Linked DNA regions of Homo sapiens: region 1 is linked to region 2. Evidence: read pairs that join two places in POLR2A ChIA-PET (ENCODE). Cell type or tissue: PC-9. All regions are shown on one strand. Links, peaks and the distances in the headings refer to the core of each region. The heading gives the core; the rest is flanking DNA. Region 1 overlaps LOC124902900 (a long non-coding RNA gene). Region 2 overlaps LMNTD1 (lamin tail domain containing 1).

Evidence for each region. ChIA-PET counts read pairs that join two places held together with the same protein. Peaks named below come from ENCODE experiments on the same cell type or tissue, not always from the same donor. Only the 100,000 strongest peaks of a DNase experiment are listed, where the experiment ranks them.
Region 1: POLR2A ChIA-PET joins it to region 2 with 13 read pairs; 2 of 35 experiments call an interaction of 5 or more read pairs at or near these places.

Annotation. Positions count from the first base shown.
Region 1 is chr12:25,453,036-25,466,089 of GRCh38, reverse strand. LOC124902900 (a long non-coding RNA gene) reads left to right here. Exons shown (of 3, transcript XR_007063247.1): 3 at 4-142. Among named protein-coding and RNA genes, the nearest start is that of LMNTD1, 94 kb to the left of the region's middle. In PC-9, for the core only: no CTCF peak of the experiment used is centred there; a DNase peak (open chromatin) is centred at 7,769; H3K4me3 peaks cover 957 bases; H3K27ac peaks cover 1,608 bases.
Region 2 is chr12:25,516,564-25,529,617 of GRCh38, reverse strand. It overlaps LMNTD1 (lamin tail domain containing 1), which reads left to right. Exons shown (of 10, transcript NM_001145728.2): 5 at 2,663-2,849; 6 at 3,400-3,519; 7 at 9,543-9,760; 8 at 10,651-10,823. Among named protein-coding and RNA genes, the nearest start is that of LMNTD1, 30 kb to the left of the region's middle. In PC-9, for the core only: no CTCF peak of the experiment used is centred there; a DNase peak (open chromatin) is centred at 5,017; H3K27ac peaks cover 1,071 bases.

The sequences.
Region 1 (13,054 bases), core at 4,925-9,924, 66 kb after region 2:
CAGATAATGTTTGACTACCTACTATGTGCCAAGCGTTGACCCTAGTGATGAGAAATCCAAACCCTTAATGTTTCAAAGAATCACATGAAAGTATAGACATTCACCATGGCCATACTGCCCAAGGTAATTTATAGATTCAATGCCATCCCCATCAAGCTACCAATGACTTTCTTCACAGAATTGGAAAAAACTACTTTAAAGTTCATATGGAACCAAAAAAGAGCCCGCATTGCCAAGTCAATCCTAAGTCAAAAGAACAAAGCTGGAGGCATCACACTACCTGACTTCAGACTATACTACAAAGCTACAGTAACCAAAACAGCATGATACTGGTACCAAAACAGAGATATAGACCAATGGAACAGAACAGAGCCCTTAGAATCTACAATGAACTCAAACAAATTTGCAAGAAAAAAACAAACAGCCCCATCAAAAAGTGGGTGAAGGATATGAACAGACACTTCTCAAAAGAAGACATTTATGCAGCCAAAAGACACATGAAAACATGCTCATCATCACTGGCCATCAGAGAAATGCAAATCAAAACCGCAGTGAGATACCATCTCACACCAGTTAGAATGGTAATCATTAAAAAGTCAGGAAACAACAGATGCTGGAGAGGATGTGGAGAAATAGGAACACTTTTACACTGTTGGTGGGACCGTAAACTAGTTCAACCATTGTGGAAGTCAGTGTGGTGATTCCTCAGGGATCTAGAACTAGAAATACCATTTGACCCAGCAATCCCATTACTGGGTATATACCCAAAGGATTATAAATCATGCTGCTATAATGACACACGCACACGTATGTTTATTGCGGCACTATTCACAACAGCAAAGACTTGGAACCAACCCAAATGTCCAACAATGATACACTGGATTAAGAAAATGTGGCACATATACACCATGGAATACTATGCAGCCATAAAAAATGATGAGTTCATGTCCTTTGTTGGGACATGGGTGAAGCTGGAAACCATCATTCTCAGCAAACTATCGCAAGGACAAAAAACCAAACACCGCATGTTCTCACTCATAGGTGGGAATTGAACAATGAGAACACATGGACACAGGAAGGGGAACATCACACACCGGGCCTGTTGTGGGGTGGGGGAAGGGGGGAGGGATAGCATTAGGAGATATACCTAATGTTAAATGACAAGTTAATGGGTGCAGCACACCAACATGGCACATGTATACATATGTAACTAACCTGCACATTGCTCACGTGTACCCTAAAACTTAAAGTATAATAAAAAAAAAGAAAAAAATCGCATCACAAGCCATACTATTTTTAAAATTAAAAAAAAAAAAGAAGAAAGAAAGAAAGTATAGACATTCACTTCTGACCATGACAGAGAAACACGACTGGGTTTACCCTCCCAGCTTAAATAACAAAAAAGAAATGAACGAAATGCATGTTCATTAACATGTTCATAAAACAATGAGTTCTAGACATTGGACAACAGGTAGTAGAGAACAGTGATCCCTTAGAGAAGAGAAACAGACAAGGTGAGCCCTGGGGGTGCCTTACTCACTGTCTGGTTTCCAGTCCTCAGCATAGGGAAGGAGAACACACACAAAGCCCAGCAGTCTCCCTGATTTGAGGAGCTAGAGTTGAGCATCAGGGGAGGTCAATCCATCTAGAGGTTGGAGAAGGAGAGTACCAGACAAGAGAGAAAGAAGCTGCACAGAGAGAAATTTCTGGAGATTTCCTGAGTTCCCCTTGAGTCTTGATACCTGAGACTAAGGAAAGAACCACCTGAAACAGGTAGGACAATCCCTTGGACTTACAAAGGGCTGGGAGCAGGTTGTGTTCCCACCAGTCAAAATGGGAAAACCTCATAATACACAGGGCATAAGATGGAGAACACAGAAGAGGATTGCCTCAGTGCTGGAACCACAGTCTGCTCTAGCTGTGTCTGACAAGGCTTAAAAGCAAGACTCAAGAGGGTCAGACTATTTCCAAGTAATTTAATTGCCAACCAAAAAAAAAAAAAAAAAAAAGGCCTAAGAATATTTAAAGGAATATTCTTCCAATATGTAACAAAGTAAAATTCATCATGTCTGGCATCCAATCAAAAATTACTAGGTATGCCAAAAGGCAGGAAAATACAGCCTCTTATGAGGAGTAAAATAAATCATTCAAGAGAAACAATCACAGAAATGACACACAGTGTAGAATTGGTAGACACGGACATTAAAACAATTCTGATAAATATATTCCATATGCCCAAGAAAGTGGAGAAAATATTGAGCTTGTTAAAAAAAGACATGGATAATATTTGGTTTTTTGTTTGTTTTTGAGACAGTCTCGCTCTGTCAACCAAGCTGGAGTGCACTTGTGTGACCTTGCCTCACTGCAACCTCCACCTCTCGGGCTCAAGCAATTCTCTTGCCTCAGCCTTCCGCGTAGCTAGGATTACAGGCCCGCACCATCACGCCAGCTAATTTTTTTATTTTTAGTACAGATGGGGTTTCAGCATGTTGGCCAGGCTGGTCTCGAACTCCTGATCTCAAGTGATCTGCCTGCCTCAGCCTCCCAAAGTGCTGGGATTACAGGCCTGAGCCATCACGCCCAGCTGGATGATATTTTAAAACACTCAAATTAAACTTCTAGGCATTAAAAATTCAATGGATGGTGCTTTGGATGTCTCATAACTACCACCCACACATTTAGGACTCACTAGAAGGGCTCATAGGGCTCAGAGGCAAGATGATCCCAGCTATGGTTTATCAAGCATAAGATATACAGCCAGCCTCGCAAGGGAAAAAGACAAACCAGGTGAAGCCTGGAGGAATTTAGGCACTGGCTTCCAAAGTTCTCCCTCTGGGGCTGAAGAGAGACGGGGTGGCCACATAGAACACACTCTTTTAGCCAACAAAATGCAGTGTTTCTGATTAAGTCTCAAAGTTCAGAGTTTTCACTGGGGGCTGATTATTTTGGCAGTCTCTGCCTCCGATAAGCCACAGCTACCAAATTTAGACATCTGGTAGAAAGGCTGGCATTCACCATTAATTACATTGTTTGCACAAATAATCTAGGCAAGCTGGTATATAAGAGTTCGGTGTCTCAGGTCAGCAAATCATCCTTATCAGTGTAGGGAACATTCCAAAGCCAAGTTCCCAGATGATAGTCTAGGGCAAGCCCCCCAAGCAGATCATTCTAAAGGTAGCAACATCAAGCCTGCTATATTATGTCTTTTCTACACAGATGGAATTAACAGCAAATTAGATATTGCCAAAGAAAAGATTAGTGAACATGAAGAAATAGGAATAGAAGTAATCTAAAATGAAAGAAAACTGATATAAAGACTCAAGTTTCTGCCTTGGATAGTGGTGCTATTATGAACATAAAAAGAACAGACATTCTATTAAAACTTTTTAAAACATAATTATTGAGCAAGCAAGCACTAAATTGACCCATTGTACAGTTTTGTATGGTTACCAAAGACTAGCAAGGACTTCATTTGTATGTTAATTTCTGAAATATCTATAACTAAAACTTGATAATATTTCCATATAAACAAGAAACAAAAAACTTTTAAGCTATTAAAGATTTTAGTAAATGGATTCTATGAGAAGTAATCAAAGGAAAAACAATATGCAAGGATACAATCTGTTGGTGCATATGAGACAGTAAAGGAGAGAACATTTGTCTTTTGTATGCAAAGGACTTCATACACAATTACCTAACTTAATTTCACAACAATTTAAGAAGTAAGAATTATTTTCTCATTTTACAGATGAGAACATTGAGGGTAAGAAAGGTCAAGTAACTATCCTAGAAGAACACACAGTTAATTTGATGGAACCAGAAAAAGGAAGCCCATATGTCTATGTCTCCAAACTCTTTGTGTTTTCATTGTTCTTTGCTTTTGTATCTACCAAGGACAGACAGAATGCAACAGGCTCCTTTTAAAAACAATTGTAAAAATGGAGGTCCTGAAATGCATATGGAGTCATTTGCACTGACAGAGGTAGCACAGGCTAAAATAGCACAAACCTCTGCCCCCTCATCTCCCTCCTGCAAAAATAATAAATACATAAACCCTATTCCACCTACACTTTTTTTAATCTCTAGAGTTTTATCTTTTTGAACTTAAATAATTCTAGGGTAACTAAAATTATAGGGCAAAAATGGCAAATATACAATCACTCTCCTCTTTCAAACAAGGGAATATTATTCATATATCATGGCCCTTTTCCCCTCTAAGCTCAGATACAGCATCAGAATCATTCTGAACGTATTGTTCCAGGCAGCCATTTCCAGTGATTGAAATTAGAATTCAGAATGAAACCTCTTTGCATCTTTCTTTTAGGAGTCATCCATTAGAGCATAGTAATTAGAATTCAGATTCTGGAACTTGATTGTCTAGGCTCACATTCTAGTTCTACCACTTACTAACTGTATGAATTTAAATAAGTAAGTTAATCTCTCTGTGTTTTCAGCTCTAATTTGGGGATAGTTATGGGTATCTACTTCAGAAGGCTTTGCAAGAATTAAATGCGTTGAAATACATGTAATACTTAGACTAGAACCCGGAACATGGTAAGCATTATATGCCTAGCTGTTATTACTGTTATTACTATACAGATGAAGTTTTGACAATCATTTTTTGCAAGAAACAAAGCGATAGGAGGCTGAAGGTATTGGGCACCTAAACAGAAAGAACAAAAGAAAATGGAATTTAATGTCCTGCTTATAGACATGATTAAAGGATAGTACTGGAGGAGTAAACTAGACCATCTTTAGAAGATTTCTTTTGTCCCTCTGAATTCTACATTTCTGAAAAGAAAAAAGTAAAGGTATATAGGGACTCTTAACCAAGCATCTCAAATATCCAACAACAGTATTTGGTTAAGTATAAACTCTGACCTACCCATACCGTGAAATACTGAATATCCCCATTAAAATGCATGTCTTAGAACACCTGGTAACTTAGGAAATATCTCATAATATATTAAGTTAAACAATAAAACTTTAAATCATATATATAATATATTCAGGTTTTATAAATTACATACAAATATTAACATAGCACATGTGAAAAATATTCTACATATATGCATGGTACATATATTACCCTATTATATCCATTAATGTAAAATATATAAGTAAATCTGTAGATATGTAAAATATATCCATTCTATTCATAGAAAACATGGGCAAACATCTACCAAAATGTTAACGTGGCTGTATTTGGATGATAAGATTATAGGTGGTTGTTAATTTTCATACATTCATTTATTTATTTCATACATTCATTTATTTATCAAACTTCTAAATAAGCATATGTTACTTTTATTTGGATTTATTTTATTTTAACTATATAGTGGTCAAAATACAAAATATTTGTTCGATAAAGCTACCATTTTTTACTTGGACATAACAGATTGTTAATTCAAAAGATATAACACTATTAGTGAAGACACACAATACAATTTTTAAAAACAAGGTATTTAAACATTCACAACATCCTGCTCTGCAAAAAATCCTAAGTTAATTCTTTTCTATGTAATTTAAATAAAATTTATTTTCCAGAATAATTATGTCTAGCCTACATTTTCTTGTATCAAACAAAGAAAAATTTTTAAATTTCAACTTTTATTTTAGATACAGGGGTACATGTGCAGGTTTGTTACATGGGCATACTGCATGATGCTGAGGTTTGGGGTACAGATCCCATCACCCAGATAGGGAGCATAGTATCCTTCCCAAAGCCTATCAGTCATGTGCTTGAACTTCAAACAGTGCTTCCCAATTTTCAACCTAAAGTCTATTTATAACATCAGATATTAACGTTTCTAAAACCTGGATATCTCACTATGCCTTAACCCTGGGCCCCTAGAAGACGAAGCCTAATGAAAGTTAACCTGCTACTGCTGACTCTTGGCTCCCAGGACAGCAAGACTGAGAGCAAAATGGGAAGGGAGCAGCGAAGGAGAGAAAGCAAAGACAAGGCAGTGCATTACAGAGCAGCTGTAGCTTCACGAGAAGACCTAGTCTGCTGCCTGGTCAACGGACATCTCTGCAAAGGCTATGTGGAAGCAGTGGGCCTCAGAAGACGTGTTCGAGGGAGGATGAGAGAGAGGTTGATGCTCTGGCTCTTTTCCATTTCCTGTCAAGCCTGCGGCACAGAGCATGACCTCCCTGGTGCTTCCAGATTGTGTCCCCAGTCCCTTGGGGCCGCTGCAGGGGAAGCCAGATCGCCTGTCCCGCGGCAAGTCCTTCCTCTGAACCCAGACATGGCGGCAGGAGCCAAAGCCTTTGTGAGATGCTCCATCAGATGCGGATGACTGAGGAGGTCTTCACCCAGGACAGGCTGAGATGGCAGGTGGGGGCAGCGAGCAAGTCGCCCAGGCCTGAGGGGCAATGGGGCGAAGCGAGCCTGGGGAGAAGAATCCGTGACTATGTAATACACCACTAGGCCTAGTCCTCTGGTTTCACTGCAACTTCCTCGTTTCCTACAGTGCTTCCTGTTAAGAATGAAACTACTGCTTCTTGTATGAGGGTGTCAAGGAAACTGCTTTGAACGAAGCTGACTTTGCCTGCTTGCTCCAGGCGTGACTTGGAGAGTCATCTTCTCTGGGATTTCTCCCTGGAATTTCAGTTTATTAGTCGCCAATAAATTTTTCTTTATTAAATTCCTCTTCAAATATTCAGAGTGATGTTGCCACTGAAACCAATGAAATAATGCAAGAAAAAATAATAATAATAACACCTCCCACTGTAGTGAACTTCCATACCATAACTGATATTTACAGCCTGATCAACAGGTATATGTTTTGTAAGCAAGGAGAAAGATGTGAAAGGAAGAAGTGTAAGCTGTATAAGCCTTCTACTATTTTCTTCTTATTCACAAGGAATCACTACAAAATTACTTTACAATTTGGTTTTCTTAACTATACATCATAGACTTCTCTTCAGGCAAAAAGGTATAGCTCTGCCTCATTCAAAAATAGCTTTCAGGTTAATCCTGAGACACTGTCTTTTGGTGATGGCAATTTTTATTTTTCTATGTAAAATTATTTATCCTGTCCATTAAAATTGTCTTTAGATTCTTTTCTTAAGGAAAAAAATAGATGCCATATAGCACATTGCTTAAGTATGTAGCTTCAGATGTCAGACTGCTTGAGTACAATTCCTAACTCCACCACCAAGTAGCTGTGTGACTTAGGACAAGTTACTTTAACTCTCTGTGCTTCAGTTTTCTTATCTCTGAAGAGGATTGTAGTACTTACCTCCTGTATAATGTTGGGAGAGTTAAATGAGTTAATACACTGAAGGCACTCCAGACAGTGCCTAGTATGTAAGAAGCACTCAGTAAATGTTAACTATTACTGTTCTTATAATTGTTAGTATTTCATAATGCCCACATAAATAGAAACACATCCACTTAACAAAGAAACAAAAATGAATTGAGCCCTGTTATATGTCATTTACTAAGTACATAGGGACAACTAAGACAGGGTTTTTATTCCAGAGAATGGGAGAAAAGATCAACACAGGAACAGGTAAATTGCAATATCACTTGATAGATGGTTTAATAACATGAGAAACCAGCAGCTATGGGCTCAGTGATGGGAGTGAGTAATTGTGCCTCAGGAAATGCTTCCGGTCTGAGATGGGTCCTGAGTAACAGGAATTTGCCAATCAGAGGTGGTGGCATTAGAGTGGGTGTTCCAAGTCTAGGGAGCAGTATGTGCAAGAATGAAAATATTCCTCTAGGCAACTGACAAACATCTTCCATGAAGAGATACTAAGATATGACGATTTTCTTCCCATTTTCTAAAATGTCACATCTCGGTAGCTCAAGCTAGAGCATTTGGTCGTCTGCCAAACGCTTTGCAAAATGTTTTGATTCCTGTGACTCATCATCACCAAAAGCTAATTGACTACTATGACTCATTTTCATCCCTATTGGAATTGTATCTCTGCATCAACTCATGTTTCTGTACAAAGCATGCCATCGAGTGGATTGACTAAATACTCTTGTTAAGGACAATACCAGACAGTCACTAAGGATAATTGTCACATTTTAGATACTGTGCTCCAACATCGATTTCTGTACTGCCAGGGAAATCGTCAGGGAGTAATAAACTGGGATTGAGCATAAGCAAAAAGTATAGATAAACAAAGTCCAAATGAGGCAAAGAGCTTCATGCAGCTACTTTTTTATATAAACCCAAGAAGGTACTATAAGAGCAAATACACAATGATGCACTTTAAAAGCTGAGGGTCCACAATTAATTAGTAACACTGATAATTCCTTTCTGTCTTCATGACTTCATAGAATCAAAAGGAATGGAGTTTGAAAAAAAAAAAGCCTTTTTATCTAAACTGTCTCTTTTGTTTGATCATTTAAAAAACTATTTTCAGTTTTTAGGTAAAAGACCATGTCACTGTTAAGCAAAAGTCTTATAAGAAAAAAACAAGGGGTGAGAAGATACTTTTTAAAATATATGTATTATCTTAGCTTCCCTAAAACGTAAGTCTCAAACAGCATTGAAAACAACAGAAGCTCATTATACTGTTGTTTTAATGACAGCATAAAAATTGTAAACTACCTAAATGCCATCAATAGGGGATCACATTAATGAAATGTGGAATAGTCATCAGGAAACGCAATGAAGCAGTTGAAACAAAGCTAAATCCACTTATATTAACATGGATCCAAAATTTGATGTTGAAGGGAAAATGCAAGATAGAAAATACGTGCACATGATATTACTTTTAAAAATATAAAATATTACTACCTATTACTTATACATAAAAATGGATTGGAAGAATATAAACGAACTCATCTTAGTGATTACTCTGGGGAAGGGAGAAGGGAATGAGAGATGACAGTGTAGGGGGTGTGGTGAAGATTAAAGTAGACTTAGCTTATATTTATGGTTAGAAAAAGACAAAGCAAAATATTGAGTTATGACTTTGCTGTTCTTTTTGTATTTAAAGTAAAAATGGGATTCTTTTTTTCTGCTTCATAACTTGCTTTGTGTCTTCCCATTTTCTTTATCATCAGAGATTTAAACTGGTCTTCCCATTTCAACTTAAGACAGAGACACTCTATTAACAATTTTTTTCTTTTGTTTTGTTTAATTTCAACTTTTATTTTAGATTCAGAGCATGTGCAGGTTTATTACATGTTGCATGATGCTGAGGTTTGAGGTATGACTGATCCTATCACCCAGGTAGTGAGCATAGTACCTAACAGGTAGTTTTTCAGTCCTTGTTCTCCTCCCTTCCTCCCCACTTTTGTAGTCCCCAGTGTCTATTATTCCCATCTTTGTGTCCACGTGTACACAAGGTTTAGTTCCCACTTATAGATGAGAATATGCAGTATTTGGTTGTCTGTTCCCACGTTAGTTCACTTAGGAGAATGGCTTCCAGCTACATACATGTTGCTGCAAAGAACATGATTTCATTTTTTAGGGCTGCATAGTATTCCATGATGTATATGCACCACATTTTCTTTGTCCAATCCACCATGGATGGGCACCGAGGTTGATTTCATGTCTTTGATATTGTGAATAGTCCTGCGATGAACATATGTGTACATGTGTGTATTTGGTAGAATGATTTATTTTCCTTTGGGTTTAAACCCAGTAATGGGATTGCTGGATTGAATGATTAGTTCTGTATTAAGTTATCTGAGATATTTCCAAACGGTTCTCCACAGTGACTGAACTAATTACCTTTCCAACAGAGTATAAGCATTCCTTTTCTCCACAGCCTCACCGGCATCTACTCTTTTTTGATTTTTTAATAATAGACATTCTGAGAGGTGTAAGATGGTATTTCACTGAAGTTTCAATTTGCATTTATCTGATGATTAGTGACATTGAGCATTATTTCATGTTTGTTGGCTGCTTGTGTGTCTTCTTTTGAGAAGTGTCTGCTCATGTCATTTGCCCACTTTTTAATGGGATGGTTTTTATTTGTTGATTTGTTTAAGTTCCTTATAGATTCTGGATGTTAGCCCTTTGTTGGATGAATAGTTTGTGAATATTTTCTCCTATTCTGTAGGGTGTCTTTTTATTCTGTGATAGTTTCTTTTGCTGTGCAGAAGCTTTTTAGTTTAATTAGGTCTGACTTGTCAATTTTTGTTTTCAGCGTGATTGCTTTTAAGGTCTTAGTCATAAATTCTTTGCCAAAGCAGATGTCCAGAATGGCATTTCTTATGTTTTCTTCCAGGATTTTTATAGTTTGAGGTCTTAACATTTAAAACGTTGATTCATCATCCTGAATTAATTTTTGTGTATGGTGAAAGGTAGGGGTCTACTTTCATTCTTCTGCATATGACTAAGCCAGTTATCCCAGCATCATTTATTGAACCAGGAGTCCTTTCCTCATTGTTTAGTTTTGTCAATATTGTCAAAGATTAAATGGTTGTAGGTGTGTGGTTTTATTTCTGGGTTCTCTATTCTGTTCCATTGATCTATGTGTCTGTTTTTGTACAAGTACCATGCTGTTTTTGTTACTGTAGCCTTATGGTATAGTTTGAAATCCAGTAATCTGATACCTCCAGCTTTCTTCCATTTGCTTAAGATTGCTTTCACTATTTAGGCTCTTTTTTAGTTTCATATGAATTTTAAAATTGTTTTTCTAATTCTGTGAAAAATGTCATTTGTAGTCTGATAGGAATAGCATTGAATCTGTAGATTGCTTTGGGCAATATGACCATTTTAACAATATTGATTCTTCTAATCCACGAGCATGGAATGTTTTTCCATTTGTTTGTGTCATCTATGATTTCTTTCAGCAGTGTTTTGTAATTTCCCTTGTAGAAATCTTTCATCTCCTTGGTTCAATGTATTCCCAAGTAGTTTATTTTATTTTTGTGGCTACTGTAAATGAGATTGTGTTCTTGATTTGGCACTCAGCTTGAACATTATTGCTGTATAGAAATGCTATTGATTTTGCACATTGATTTTGTATCCTGAACTTTACTGATGGCATTTATCAGTTTTAGGCTTTTGGTGAAGTCTTTAGGGTTTTCTAGGTATAGAATCATATCATCAGTGAAAAGAGATAATTTGACCTCTTCTTTTCTAATTTTGGATGCCTTTTCTTTCTTTCTCTTGCCTGATTGCCCTGGCTAGAACTTCTAGAACAATGTTGAATAGGAGTGGTGAAAGTGGGCGTCCTTGTCTTGTTTCAGGTCTTAAGGGGAATGATTCCAGCTTTTTCCTATTCAGAATGATGTTGGCTGTGGGTTTGTCATAGATGGCTTTTATTATTTTCAGGTATGTTCCTTATATGCTGAGTTTGTTGAGGGTTTTTATTATGAAGGGATGTTGGATTTTATTGAAAACTTCTTCTGTTATCTATTGAGATAATCATATGGTTTTTGTTTTTAGTTCTGTTTATGTGGTGAATCACATTTATTGACTTAGGTATGTTGAACCAACCTTGCATCCCAGGAATAAAGCCTACTTGATCATAGTGAATTAACTTTTTGATATGCTGCTGAATTCAATTTGCTAGTATTTTTCGAGGATTTTTGCATCTATGTTCATCAAAAATATTGGCCTGGCTTGGCGTGGTGGCACATGCCTGTAATTCCAGCACTTTGGGAGGCTGCAGATCACCTGAGGTCAGGAGTTCGAGACCAGCCTGACCAATATGGTGAAACCCTGTCTCTACTAAAAACATAAAAATTAGCTGGGGCTAGTGGTAGGCACCTGTAGTCCCAGCTACTCGGGAAGCTGAGACAGGAGAATTGCTTGAAACTGGGAGGCGGAGGTTGCAGTGAGCCGAGATCGTGCCTGGGCAACAAAGTGAGACTCCATCTCAAAAAAATAAATAAATAAAATTGGCCTATAGTTTTCTTTTTTGTTGTATCTTTGCCAGATTTTAGTATCAGGGTGATAAATGGCTTTGTAGAATAAGTTAGAGAGAAGTTCCTCTTCCTCAGCTTTTTGGAAGAGTTTCAGTAGAATTGGTACCAACTCTTTGCTGTGCACACAAACTACAAAATCTAGAGGAAATGGATAAATTTCTTGACACTTGCAACCTCCCAAGATTGAACTAGGAAGAAATTGAAACCCTTAACAGACCAAAATTGAGTTCTAAAATTGAATCAGTAATAAAAAACCTACCAAAAAAAAAAAAAAAAAAAAAAAAAAGCCTGGGACCAGACAGATTCACTGATGAATTCTACCTACCAGACATACAAGGTACACCACCACCTCATCCTAGATAGACAGGAATTTGAACTGCTGCCCTATCACATCTCTGTTCCAGAGCTCATGACTCCTAGATCAGATGTACACTGTAGCCTTTTTCTGAACCACAATGTAGTTGAGAGCCTCAGGGGTTGCTTCATTTGTGACTCTCCGTGGCAGTGGTTTTGGGGCAGAACTTCATCACTCAGCCTAATTAATACAGATGGCATTGTGGCTCACCATTCTCCAATGTGATAGCACTGCATCTTCATGTAAAAGGGGTTAGGGGGCCTCCGCCTTTGGGCCTGTGCAGGTTGTGGTGATATTGGCTGGGTGGGTGGGTCCAATCTCAGGCCCTGGGAGAAATGGTCAGGTGTCAGCAGAATTGGAATGGGGTTCTCCAACTCCCCAGCCCCTAAATGGCCAGCTGGACAGCGTGTATGAGTCTTGATGGGGCTGGATCGGGTGGAGCCTGAGTTGCTGGTTGTGATAGGGAGGGCCAGGCTGGTCCCTGAGTTACCAGCTGAACTCTCACATAGGGTCAGGTGGTGGGATCTCGAGGGAAGATCACAGGCCTGTGAAGATAAGGTTTTCACGGCTGCAATGTTCATACATGGGCGATGTTGGTGCATTGGAAGTCAGAAAGCAGCAAGCCCTGTTGGGAAGGTGCAGTGGGGTCATGGCCTCTCTGCAGGGCAGCTGCTGGCTTGCTGGAGACTCCCCAAAGCACTCAGGCTTTTTGTTCCCTCCCCAGCCTGGGGGCAGCAGCAGGAGGGCACTGCAATGGCAGCCAGTGGCAGAGGGCCTGTTAGTTGTCTCTGGGAGCTCCACCACAGAGAAATGCAGAGCCCTGGCCATAGGACTGACTGCACTTCCAA
Region 2 (13,054 bases), core at 2,916-7,915:
TCAGGGATGGAGAAAAGACGTAAATAGATGCCACTAAAGAGGAAGAATCAGCAGAACCTGGTCACGAATAAGGAATGAAGGATAAGAAACTGGGACAGTATTGGAAGTTTCAGGCTTGGCCAACAGAGTAAATGGTGCAATTCACTGGAATAGTTTCCTAGTTGGGAGAGTAAATTTACAACAGGCCAAAGTGATGAGTTCAGGGGTACCTTTTGAGATCTTGTGGTCAGTTGTTTCTGTGGATCCGAAGCTCAGTAGGAAGGTCTAGGCAAAAGATTTAGTTTTAGCAGTCATGAGTGTATTAATGGTTAGTAAACACTGTTCATGGATAACATCACCTATAAGGATAAATGAGGGAAATAAAAGAGGGCTAAGAACAGAATCCCAGGGATCAACATCTGGGAGATGCGTGAAGGGGCTGGGTGAAATAAGAAAAAGGGGCTGAAAAGTAACAAAACTGATAGAGGCAAAACAGTTGACTTCAAGAAACAAAGGGAAGAGTTTCCAAAAAGAGGCCAATACTGAGGAGACATGAAGATATAGACTAACAGTTGCCACTCAATTTACCGATTGTGAAGGGCATTGGTCATCTGGGTCTCCAGCAGAGGCAGGTGGTTGTGAAGTAAATAAGAGGTGATTAATTAGTGACATAGCCTTTTCCAAAAGCTAGGTTGTGATGGCAGTAGGAATTGTAAGCTGGAGAAGGACTCTTCTCTTTTTTCTTTTTTAAGGTGGTAGCCCCTCAAGGATATGTACCTATTTGGGGGAAATAGGTAGTCCAGAGGGAGAAGTTGGTGTTAAAGGAGAAAGGAAGGACAATGAGGGTACTGAGTTGCTGAAGCATCAGGAGGAGTTGGTGACCAGAGGGCTTCACTGCAGATGGAAGAAGGGGCCTCTTCCATGGAAATGGGGTGGGCTATGGAGAAGAGGTAGGCTCAGCTGTAGGAGAGTCTGTTTCTAAGTGTGAAGCAGGGAAATACACTATTCTCTCTGATGGCCATGTTTTCTTAGTGAGATAATTTGTCAAGAGTGAGAATAGAGATATTGTTGAAGGATGGCAGAAGTTGCTGACTTGGCTCATGAAGATGACAACTTGTTGTCAATCAGCAAGGGCCCAGGTGGTTGGAGACCACTAAGTTTTTGGTAGCAGCAATCTTTGTGTGTGCGTTTTCTAGCAGAGTTCAACCACCATGGTGTGTACAGAATTTAAACAACCTGAATGGTTAGGTCAAACCTATTTGAGATTTTACTTGTTGAATGAGGCAGAAGGACAAGGGTTAACATTTATTGAGTGACCTTGGACATGGGAATTAATCTCTCTAAACCTCAGTTTTTCTATTTATAAAATGGGGCTAAAATACTACCTGTCTGAGTTGTTTTAAGAATTAAATGAGATAATACAGTGTTCCTCACATTTTTTTAGTGTGACCTTCAATAAGAAACATGTAGAAGTATTTTAATGAGAAATACGTATGTTATTGTGAGAATTATATGAGTTACTATTAGTCCACAATGCCTTCACCAAAATACTTGGGGACTTACATATTTCCAAATTCAGAATTTTGACAATTTTAGGAAAGGAAATTTTAGAACACATATCATATAACACCCTGTCAGGGATTACAAAAGTATCAAAAATCAAACATTAATCTTTTCACAGAAAAATATATAAATATTCACATAAACCATGAACAAAGACTATAAATAGCCTCACCTCAGTTTTGGACCAGGCTTTGCTTCAAATATGTTTTAAAAAAATTTTTTTGCTTTTTCAGAGCTTTTTGGATTTTGGAACTGTGGATAAGAAATTGTGGAGAACTATATACAGAGATAGGTAGACAAATAAATAGAAACATAGACATAGATATACATATATATGTATATATATGTGTGTATATGTGTGTGTGTGTGTGTGTGTGTGTGTGTGTGTGTGTGTATATATATATATATATATATATATATATATATATATATATAGTGTTATTAAGTGCCTGGCATATAAGTGGTATTGTTATTATTATTGGTACAGATATATCTTATTTCCAAGATGGGGGTCCTCACTTACCAAAGTGATTTTTGACCCACTAATAAGTTGTGACTCACAATCTGAAAAATGCTGATACATAATGATATGTAAATGATTAGCCTGGTCCCTGGATCGTACATAGAAAGCTCTCAATGCAAGTTAAAAGGTGAAAAACACCATCCTATGTTTATTTAAAGTTTTTACCTTTCAAAAATCTTTTAATCACATAGTTGCTATTTATCTTCAGTCACTTTATCAGAAATAAAGTAAATGATTTGTCTCTTGATCTACTTTTGAGAGTTTCATGTCTCAATGATTTTATCTTGAACAGTAGGAAATTTAAACTATTATAATTCTCAACTTCCTGTGGCTTTTATACCTTGACACCTAAAATACTTTTTAAGTTTTCTTTATTTTAAGTGAAATAGGTTATTTTATTGCACAGATAAAGAAATAGAACTAAAAACTCAAGCCATTTGTCTGAGGTTACAAAATATACTATTCCTATATAGAACTTGCCCAATAGAATATACAGTTTAAGAACAACTTTCAAGCAGTTTATTAATCACTTCTTAAAGTGAGTCAAAGACACTCCTATCTGAAGGCAGCTTACAATCTTTGTGTTTTATTTTCTAGTTCTCTTGGAGATGTTGAAATAGCTGAAGTGAATGTCAAGGGTTTGTTCGTGAAGCTCATTAACTCTTCCCTTGACAAAGAAATGGCAATTGGAGATCATATTCTCCAGCAAAATGTGAATGGACAAACCATTTCTTTGTACCGATTCCTTCCAAACATCGTAATGCAGGCAAATTCCACAGTAACAGTGAGTATAAGAGTATAAATACTGTACATTAGAATTGTACAGGACAAACTTGTTGACACTGACAGTCTGTGGCTCAGCACTGTCTCGTTATCACTCTATCTGGATCTGTACGTAAGATGTGATTTTGTTGTTGGTGGTTAATTACCGCACTTTGTCCATCTTCTGGATGTTAATTAATACCCACAGTTAAATTTCCACAGCTGTCTTCAATTTTGTGTACAATATCTTTTGTTTTTATAATTTAACTATTAAAATGAAATTCTTAATTTCCTGAAACCAAGTAAATATAAACCTGAAAAGACAAGCAAAGAGATTATTTGCTTAGAGAACAGATAATTAGCTCATGCAGGAGGGGTCCTCTCTTTCTCGTTTTTTCCTTTAATCCCTGTAGAGTAGCTGTTTGGTGTTGCATAGCTTGACATTGTATATGATATAGTCATTATATTTTAAAACCTCATCTGTTCAGAAAGATTATGTTGGAGTAACCCTATGACATTTACAAAATTGTGTTCAACTCCAGTGGCATTTGTCATTAACAATTTTATTACAGGTGTGGGCAGCAGCATCTGAAGCAAAGCATCAACCTCCATCAGATTTTCTTTGGAAGGAACAAGACAAGTTTAGAGCAAGTCCTGATTGTATAACAATCCTGTGCAAACCGAACGGTCAAGTTAGTTTCTGGTTCTTAACAATCGTTTTTTTTTTTTAAATATTGTGCTTATTGAGCATATCTGTATTTTTTATTCTTTTTATTTTATACAATGTGTCTAAGTGCATAAATGTCAGTAAAATTGACTTTATGCCTAAAAGATTATTTTATTGTCAGGTTCTTATAAATTTATTTATTTATTTAATTTCAGTCGTTTTGGGGGAGCATGTGGTGTTTGGTTACATGGATAACCATGTTGTCAAATGGAAGAGCACTCATTAGTTCTTAAGTGGTGGTATTCCATGGTACGTATATACCACGTTTTCTTTATCCACTTGTTGCCTGATGGGCATTTGGGCTACTTTTTCATAGAATGGATAGTTATCCTTATGTTCCCCATCCTCTTAGCTCACCCGATTTTTTTTTATCCTTAAAGCTTGGGAAGAACCATCACTAAATGCCACAACACATCAGGCAAATCAACAGCATTCTCTTCCCAATGTCAAAGGGCCCAAGAGTTACTTACAATTTGGCAAAAATAATTTTGATATCTCATATTCCTAAGAAGCCTCTTCAACTTTCGAAGTCAAGGGAAGATTTAATTTGTGATATTTAGCCTGAAGAGTGGGATAAGGAAGGTACTCCATACAGGTCTTTTCCATTTATTTTTTCATTTCTCAAATATTTATTGATACTCTTCTCTATTTTACAGCTATGCTAAGTACTGGGAATATAACAGATTAAGATCTGCACCAAGGAACTAATATTCTAATGAAAGAGCTTACAGTATTAATTTGAAATGACTATACTTTACTCCTTATAAAATTAAGGGCATTAGCAATAGCTTTGGGTAATTTGTTCGCAGTATTTGACAATTTTATATTTTCACTCAACCTTTCTCTCGGTATAATATTAGCATACATATATACCCATGGACACACCAATAAGGTTCAAAGGTATTTCTTTTTACAACAACAAAAAAGTGAATCCTTTTTCAAAATGATTTTTAGATCATTTTTACATACCTGTGATTTTTCTTACCCTCAGTCTAACTTACTATGTCATATAACTACTAACAAAATATGTTAACAAGAATCTATCTCTGAGTTTCTTTTTTGCTGCAATATAATCTATGTTGAGATGGACTTTCCCTTTAAAATAGACTTGGCTAATTTCTTAAGAGCCATTTACTGTCTTTCTGCGGGAACAGTTGTTGTTAGATGAGGAGAGCACCCATGAGATATAACTTAGCAGCCTTCACCCACTCAGCTTTAGATCTCCTTGTGGGCTCGAACTGAATTTTATAATACTTCTCTGATGGGAAAAATAAGGCTACACAATCTAAGTTATTTACTTAGATTAATTTTCATTGATGGAGAAAATGAGGATACACAATGTGAGTTATTTACTCAGCCTCATAAGAAATCATTAGCAAAACCCAGTTTAGGATTAAGACATTCTTATCTCAGAACTTTCATCATAGTTATCCACTCTGTAAACCAGTTTGTGATTTCTACTTTGTATGTGCATTGCTCCAGGCACTGAGCATTGAACCAGACAGACCAGGTCCCTGAGCTCCTGGAATGCAGATTTTAAAAAGTTTTCATTTCTTGCAACTGAATTAGGCTTTGTACTTAGACTGTTCCTTTTACCCAGTGATTTTAATGACTTTGCACATATAGAATCAGACCATTTCTGTGGGGTGATGTAAGCACAAGTAACTGTGCCTGCTAATGAAAGACTAAACCTGACTGATTGATCCATACGGAAAATATTTAAATATATTTCGTATCTGTCAGGAATGGCGCTAGGTGCTAGAAAAAAGAACATAAATATTGCACACTTCTTGTCCTCAAGAAACTCAGAGTCTGCTAGTAGAAACTGATATGTAATAATAAGTAATTGCAATACAGTGAAACAATGCTTTAATAAAATATGGGCAGCCCAGGTCAGAAATATCAACTCTGTAAAGGAGAGCATGAGAAAAAGCATTGAGAGGAAGAGCCATGTGTTGTGAATCTGTAGTGGAGAGGAGTTTGCCCACCTAACTTGAACCATGGTGATCTTGCCCATTTTCACCTTCTGGACTCTCCTCTCTCCATGCTTCTTCATGCACTCTGTTCTAGCCACACTGCCCTACTTCTCATACTACTTTTGCTTTCCAGTGCTTGACTGCTCCTTCATGCCACAGGGCCTTTGCGCATGCTCTTGCCTCTCAATAGGCTCTCTTCCCTCCCTTTTTACCTATTAAATCCTACCTGCCCTTCAGAACTCAGCTCAAGCTTTTTTTTTTTTTTTTTTTTACCTGAGTCACATCCCATTGGAAATTCTACCTTATGGTAAAGCCATATGCATTATTTAATTCGACTAGAAAGTATTTCCCTTAAATAGGTGGAAATGTGACTTTAAAATCAGCTTGAAACCCTAATGTAAGTATAGAGTTCCTTTTCTAATAAATTCATTTTCATTCTCACTTTCATAGCACTGGATATTACTATCTGCAACCGCCAGGTAAATTTTCCTTAAAAAGACAATTTACTGCCTTCTCATAGACATGCTGAAACACGAACTCAAAGTGTCATCATGACCCTGGAATTGCTTTCTATTTGTATGTAGAAAATAATCCATATCTTGTGGAAAAAGTCACAAAGCCTGTAATCTACTGTCTAAAATAATAGCCAGCTATACAGATCAGAATAGAACCTGTTTCTGGACTTGAATAATATTTTATATTTGTAAGATGGGGCAAAGAGAAGTTATATTATGGGTCATTTTTAAAAAGAAGCCTAGGCCAGCGCAGTGGCTTATGCCTGTAATCCCAGCACTTTGGGAGGCCGAGGCGGGCGGATCACAAGGTCAGGAGTTTGATACCAGCCTGGCCAACATGGTGAAACCCCATCTCTACTAAAAATACAAACATTAGCTGGGTGTGGTGGTGCCCGCCTGTAGTCCCAGCTACTAGGGAGGCTGAGACAGGAGAATTGCTTGAACCTGGGAGGCGGAGGTTGCAGTGAGCCAAGATTGCACCACTGCACTCCAGCCTGGGCGAAGAGTAAGACTCTGTCTCGAAAAAAAATAAAAATAAAAACAAATTTAAAAAATTAAAAGGAGGCTAAAATAAAGTATGTCTTAGACTACTTTTTGAGTCATCTTGTCACTAACATGGCAGTGGTTAATATTCGATACAGCTACAAATCTTATGGCTTAATATAAAAGTGGCTTTTAGTTTTGCTTTGCCATGTATTAACTACATAATTGTTATTCTACTTTCCCATCTGTAAAGTAAGAGACTGTATAATATAATCACTAAGATTCCATGAGTCTATGGACCTTTAAAGCAGGGACAGGTTTGCAGCCTCTAAATTACATGTCAAATAATTAATAAATGTCTCATGTTTATCAATGCCTGGTACTTTCCCAATACATTGTTTTGCATTAGACATCCAGATGTGGAACAGACCAGTCCTATACAATAGGAACTCATTGAAGGGCTGTTTATATATGCCTTATTACAGTTGATTCTCAGTAATGTTTCAGTATCTTGGGGAAAAAAAATGGGGCTTGGAAAGTTAAATGGCTTGCTTAAGGTCACATGATAAGTAATGTGATAGAACTAAAATAAAACCATATCTTCTAACTCTCAATAATTTTTCTATTGCACTAAAAATAGTTTGTAAGTTTCATGTGGCCGACATTCTAGAGCTGAGGCTAAATTTTATCACATTATCATCATTGTCATCGAAAATTCTCTCAAGTTCCTACAATACAGGGGAAAATAAAATATTGCCTTGTCTAGGAAAGGCACACACCTCAATAAGGGAGATCACACTAAAAAGATCATGAACATATTTTCAAAATATAATATGTTTGAGCTACTAAAAAGGGAGGATTCGTAACTAATGATCTGTAGCAAAAGTCCATTTTTTTGCCATAATCTATGAAAATAAACTTTTTAAAAAAGAATTCATCTTCTTTCTCTGCTAGAAGCTTAGCCTAGCTGAACTGACCTTGTGTTGTCTTTATGTCTATGTTATTTGTCAAGCCAAGCAGAGGGATGTTCAAAGGTTACAGTGTGAAGTCCAAACCTCTAATTTGGTAAACTAAAAACAGATCACTAGAACAAGTAGAATGTTAGGGCACGTTTTTCATGTTGAATAGAAATATAACTGTTAGTGTCTATACAGGATTTTCCTGAATAATTTTTGCACGTGTATGTTGTGCACATGTCACATATTCAGGAAATCCAAACAAACTCCAGCTTCAGTGCTTATGGGTCTCCTTAATACTCTCACCTAGGATTCTAGCCTGAAGAACGTGTTTTCTTGTCCATGTCTCTAGCTCTACTGTCCATTTTCCCATCTCAGATAAGATACACTCACACACACAGTGTCTTAAATGTTTAAAATCTTAACTTTTTCATGTTACCATTACTTTTTGCTCGGTTCTTTAGAGTTGTGAAATTCAATAGCTGGATGAATTTTACAACACTTCAATAAAGCAGTTCCCAATACCACCCTCTCAGTTTTACACATGAAGTCACAGTTCAAGTTAGAAAGTAACTTACCTACCTGAGATTATGCTGCTTGTAATTTTCAGAACAGGAAACTAAGGCCAAGATGCGTTACTCTGTATCCTCATCATGTAGTTCGCTAAGCCGCACACACAGGTAAATGGCATTATATAGTTCAGTTTTTAAATTCTGTTGTACCATATTTTACATGGTAAATAAAAAACAACTCAAAATGGCTAAAAGACCTAAACGTAAGACCTGAAACCATAATACTGCTGGGAAAGAACATAGGGGAAAAGCTCCTTGACGTGGTCCTTTGCAATGATTTCTTGGTATCACACCAAAGCTCAGGCTACAAAAACAAAAATAAATAAAAGTGGGCATGGAGTATGTCAAGCTAAAAAGCTTCTGCACAGCAAAGGAAACAATTAACAAAATAAAATAGCACCCTACCGACTGGGAAAAAAAAAAGTTTGCAAACCTCATATCTGAGAAGGAGCTAATACTCAAAATCTATGAGGAACTCTTACAACTCAATAGCAGAAAAGCAAATAACCTGATTTAGAAAACAGGCAAAAGACCTGAATAGACATTTCTCCAAAGACATTTAAAAAATGGCCAACAGATACATTAAAAGATGCTCAACATCACTAAGCATCAAATAAAAGCAAATTAAAATCGTTATGAGCTATCACTTCACACTTCATAAGGATGGTTATTCCAAAAAAGACAAGAGATATAATAACAAATGTTGGTGAGAGTATGGAGAAAAGGGAACCCCAGTACATGGTTGGCAGGAATGTAGATTGGTGCAGCCTTTATGGAAAACAATATGGAAGTCCCTAAAGAAATTAAAAGTAGAGCTACCATACAACCCAGCAATCCCTCTTCTGGGTACATACCCAAAAAAGATGAAATCACCACCTTGGAAAGGTATCTGCACAGCCATCTTCATTGCAGCATTATTCACAATAGCCAAGATATGGAAACAACCTAAGTGTCTGTCAACAGACAAATGGATAAAGAAAATGTAGCTATACACAATGGAATATTATTCAGCCTTAAGAAAGAACATGGAGGTACCTGGAGGACATTATGCTGAGTGAAATAAGTCAGACACAGAAAGAAAAATGTTGCATGATCTCACTTATATGTGGAATTTTTGAAAAGGTCAAACATACAGAGAAAGAGAATAAAACTGGTTCACAGGGATGGGAGCAGGGGAGGAAATAGGCAGATGTAGGTCAAAGGATATAAAGTAGCAGAGATTTGTAGGATGAAGTCTAGGGATCTAGTGTACAATATAAGGACTATAGTTAATGAAATTGTGTTGGGGATTTTTGTTAAGTAGATTTTAGCTGCTCTTGTCATAAAAAAGTAACTACGTGAGACAATAAATACCTTAATTTGCTCCACCATAGTAACCATTTTACTATATATATATATATATATATATATATATATGTATATCTCATAACAGCATGTTGTAAACCTCAAATATACATAGCCAACATTAATAAATCATTTTCATTAGGCCATTGCGTGGTACACCCCTATCCACTGGAAGCAAGCGTGGGAAAAATTAGATGCTGACGTTGAATTTAACAGATGTTCAGTAGTATCTCCAACATTCCGAAAGCGTGTGTTTCAGTGGACAGCATCTACAGCTACAATAACTAAAGAAAAACAAGATCAACCTAAGAAAGATATCTCAAATTATCAGGTGGAACAAGCTCAAGTTCTTCTTAAGAGGTAAGGGTTGTTTGGTTTGTTTGTTTTAATGGGTCCTTCCCACAATTAGTAACTAAGCATGTGGGAACGACTAGATGACAAATGGATGTGTGATGTATAAATTAAATCAATAGTGATTTTTGGAAACTACTATTTTGAATAGAACTCATAGGAAAAGCACGAAAACAGAATGAGCAGGTAAATACTCATAGGGCAATGAAGGCTGGCGATCTTCACTAGGTAGTATTGAGACCCCTCTGGCCATTTCACTTTTTTTTTTTTTTTTTTTTTGAGACAGAGTCTCGCTCTGTCACCCAGGCTGGAGTGCAGTGGCGCCATCTCGGCTCACTGCAGGCTCCGCCCTGCCGGTTCACGCCATTCTGCTGCCTTAGCCTCATGAGTAGCTGGGACTACAGGCGCCCACCACCACGCCCGGCTAATTTTTTTTGTATTTTTAGTAGAGACGGGGTTTCACCGTGTTAGCCAGGATGGTCTCGATCTCCTTGTGATCCGCCCGCCTTGGCCTCCCAAAGTGCTGGGATTACAGGCGTGAGCCACCGCGGCCGGCCGCCATTTCACTTTTCATGGGCACTGTTATTAGAGGCAAGGCTGCTGCAGAGAGGTGAAAAGGTGAGGTATCCCCAAGTCTTTAGCAGTGCTTAGGTGGAGGGAGAGGTGCATTATCCAGGAATTTTATCTTGGATCAAAAGCTGCCTATGGACAGAGGTGCAGAATATATTATTCATTTGTAGCAAATGCTTCTGAAGTTATAATAAAAGTTCTGCCCACAAAGTTTAAAAAGTCATATTCTCTTGGTTTTGAAATATGCTTCCCCTTTAATTGTGCCTTCAACATTAACACCACAGCATAAAATGGCTTTTGAGTTCCATTTAGGCTTTTTTCTTTTACAGAGAGAAGGAAATCCCACCAACCGTTTTCCCTAATCGCAGCCCTTGGTGCCAGAATCCCTATGTCTCTGCACATCCTTACTGTCCTCTGATTGAACCACACAATACATCCACCGCTGGAGGCAGATTGGATAGACAGCCCAGGACTCGGTCAACCAGACCTAATCGAGCCTCAGGTCAGTTAAAAGAGTGCTTGTTCCAGTGGAGAGTGCGTGTGTGTGCATGCACATGTGTTAACTAGTGGGTTAAGTGGTTAAAATGTGCTAAGTGTTAAAGATGATTCATATTCTCAAGAATAGATGGCTCTTAAAGGAAGTATTGTTAACCATTCACTTACATTTCCCCTAGCACAGTGTCTTCCACTGTGCTAGATAAACATCTGTCTTTGATAAATATCTGTTGAATGAATCAATGAATTAAAAGAACAGCGTGGCCAGCAAGAGTATGTATGATTCTTGAAGTTCAATGAAAAAACACTTTTTGTTTTTTCATCAGGCAGCAAAAACTGTTCTTACAAGTTATGCTGTGTTGAAAAAAATTCCACCTTTTCCAAACACACTCTAATGTTAATCCCCAATTCTTTCTCCTTCAGAAGTTTCTTAAGTCCTCTAAATAAAGCTTTTAGAGTTAGTATGATTAACACACACTCTGTGAATGGATTTTAGGAAATCCATGCACTTGCTACATTTTTCACAAAATTGTGTGTGTCTATATGATTTTTTCTGGGGAGAGAGTCCATGAAGTTCATCAGATGTCCACAAGTATTTAACAAGAACTGGAGTAGAAGAACATAAAGCCAAGAAGGAACCAGACTCAACTATTGGAGAAAGCCTGTTTAGTACACCAGCAATATCCTGGTGAAGTTGTAATGATTCACAAACTTTGACTTAGGAAAGAAGAGCTTGTTTTTTTAAAAATGAAATCTTAAGCGAGATCCCAATATATAAAATGCATAAAAACAGATCTACCCAAGGTGAGGAGGATGTAGCAATTTCCACTACTCATGACCCCCTTATTCTTCCATTTCTCTTTGCCTGTGATCTTTAAGACACCACGAAATCACAAGATTCTCCATGAAACAATATGACAACCATTGTGTTAATATGCTAGCACATCACTGGGAAATGGCACCCCCAAAACAGTACCTTTTAGAAGTGGAATGATGGAAATTTTGTAAATCACTGAATATATTTCTTTTTCTTTTTTCCTGCTTAGAATTCTTTTATTATTATTATTATTATTATTATTATTATTATTATTATTCTTACACTTTAAGTTTTAGGGTACATGTGCACAATGTGCAGGTTAGTTACATATGTATACATGTGCCATGCTGGTATGCTGCACCCATTAACTTGTCATTTAGCATTAGGTATATCTCCTAAAACTATCCCTCCCCCCTCCCCCCACCCCACAACAGTCCCCAGAGTGTGATGTTCCCCTTCCTGTGTCCATGTGTTCTCATTGTTCAATTCCCACCTATGAGTGAGAAGATGCGGTGTTTGGTTTTTTGTTCTTGCGATAGTTTACTGAGAATGATGATTTCCAATTTCATCCATGTCCCTACAAAGGACATGAACTCATCATTTTTTATGGCTGCATAGTATTCCATGGTGTATATGTGCCACATTTTCTTAATCCAGTCTATCATTATTGGACATTTGGGTTGATTCCAAGTCTTTGCTATTGTGAATAGTGCCGCAATAAACATATGTGTGCATGTGTCTTTATAGCAGCATGATTTATAGTCCTTTGGGTATATACCCAGTAATGGGAGGCTGGGTCAAATGGTATTTCTAGTTCTAGATCCCTGAGGAATCGCCACACTGACTTCCACAATGGTTGAACTAGTTTACAGTCCCACCAACAGTGTAAAAGTGTTCCTATTTCTCCACATCCTCTCCAGCACCTGTTGTTTCCTGACTTTTTAATGATTGCCATTCTAACTGGTGTGAGATGGTATCTCATTGTGGTTTTAATTTGCATTTCTCTGATGGCCAGTGATGGTGAGCATTTTTTCATGTGTTTTTTGGCTGCATAAATGTCTTCTTTAGAGAAGTATCTGTTCATGTCCTTCGCCCACTTTTTGATGGCATTGTTTGTTTTTTTCTTGTAAATTTGTTTGAGTTCATTGTAGATTCTGGATGTTAGCCCTTTGTCAGATGAGTAGGTTGCAAAAATTTTCTCCCATTTTGTAGGTTGCCTGTTCACTCTGATGGTAGTTTCTTTTGCTGTGCAGAAGCTCTTTAGTTTATATTTCTTTTTCATAAAATTGTGTACCATGTAGCTCTATGTCTGAGTTTCCTCATCTGTAAAGATATGGTTCTGAAATTGAAGGTCTCTTTAGCAATAAACTCTGTGCATGTGTGTGAACTTTAGATATAGATATAGATATATTAGATAGATG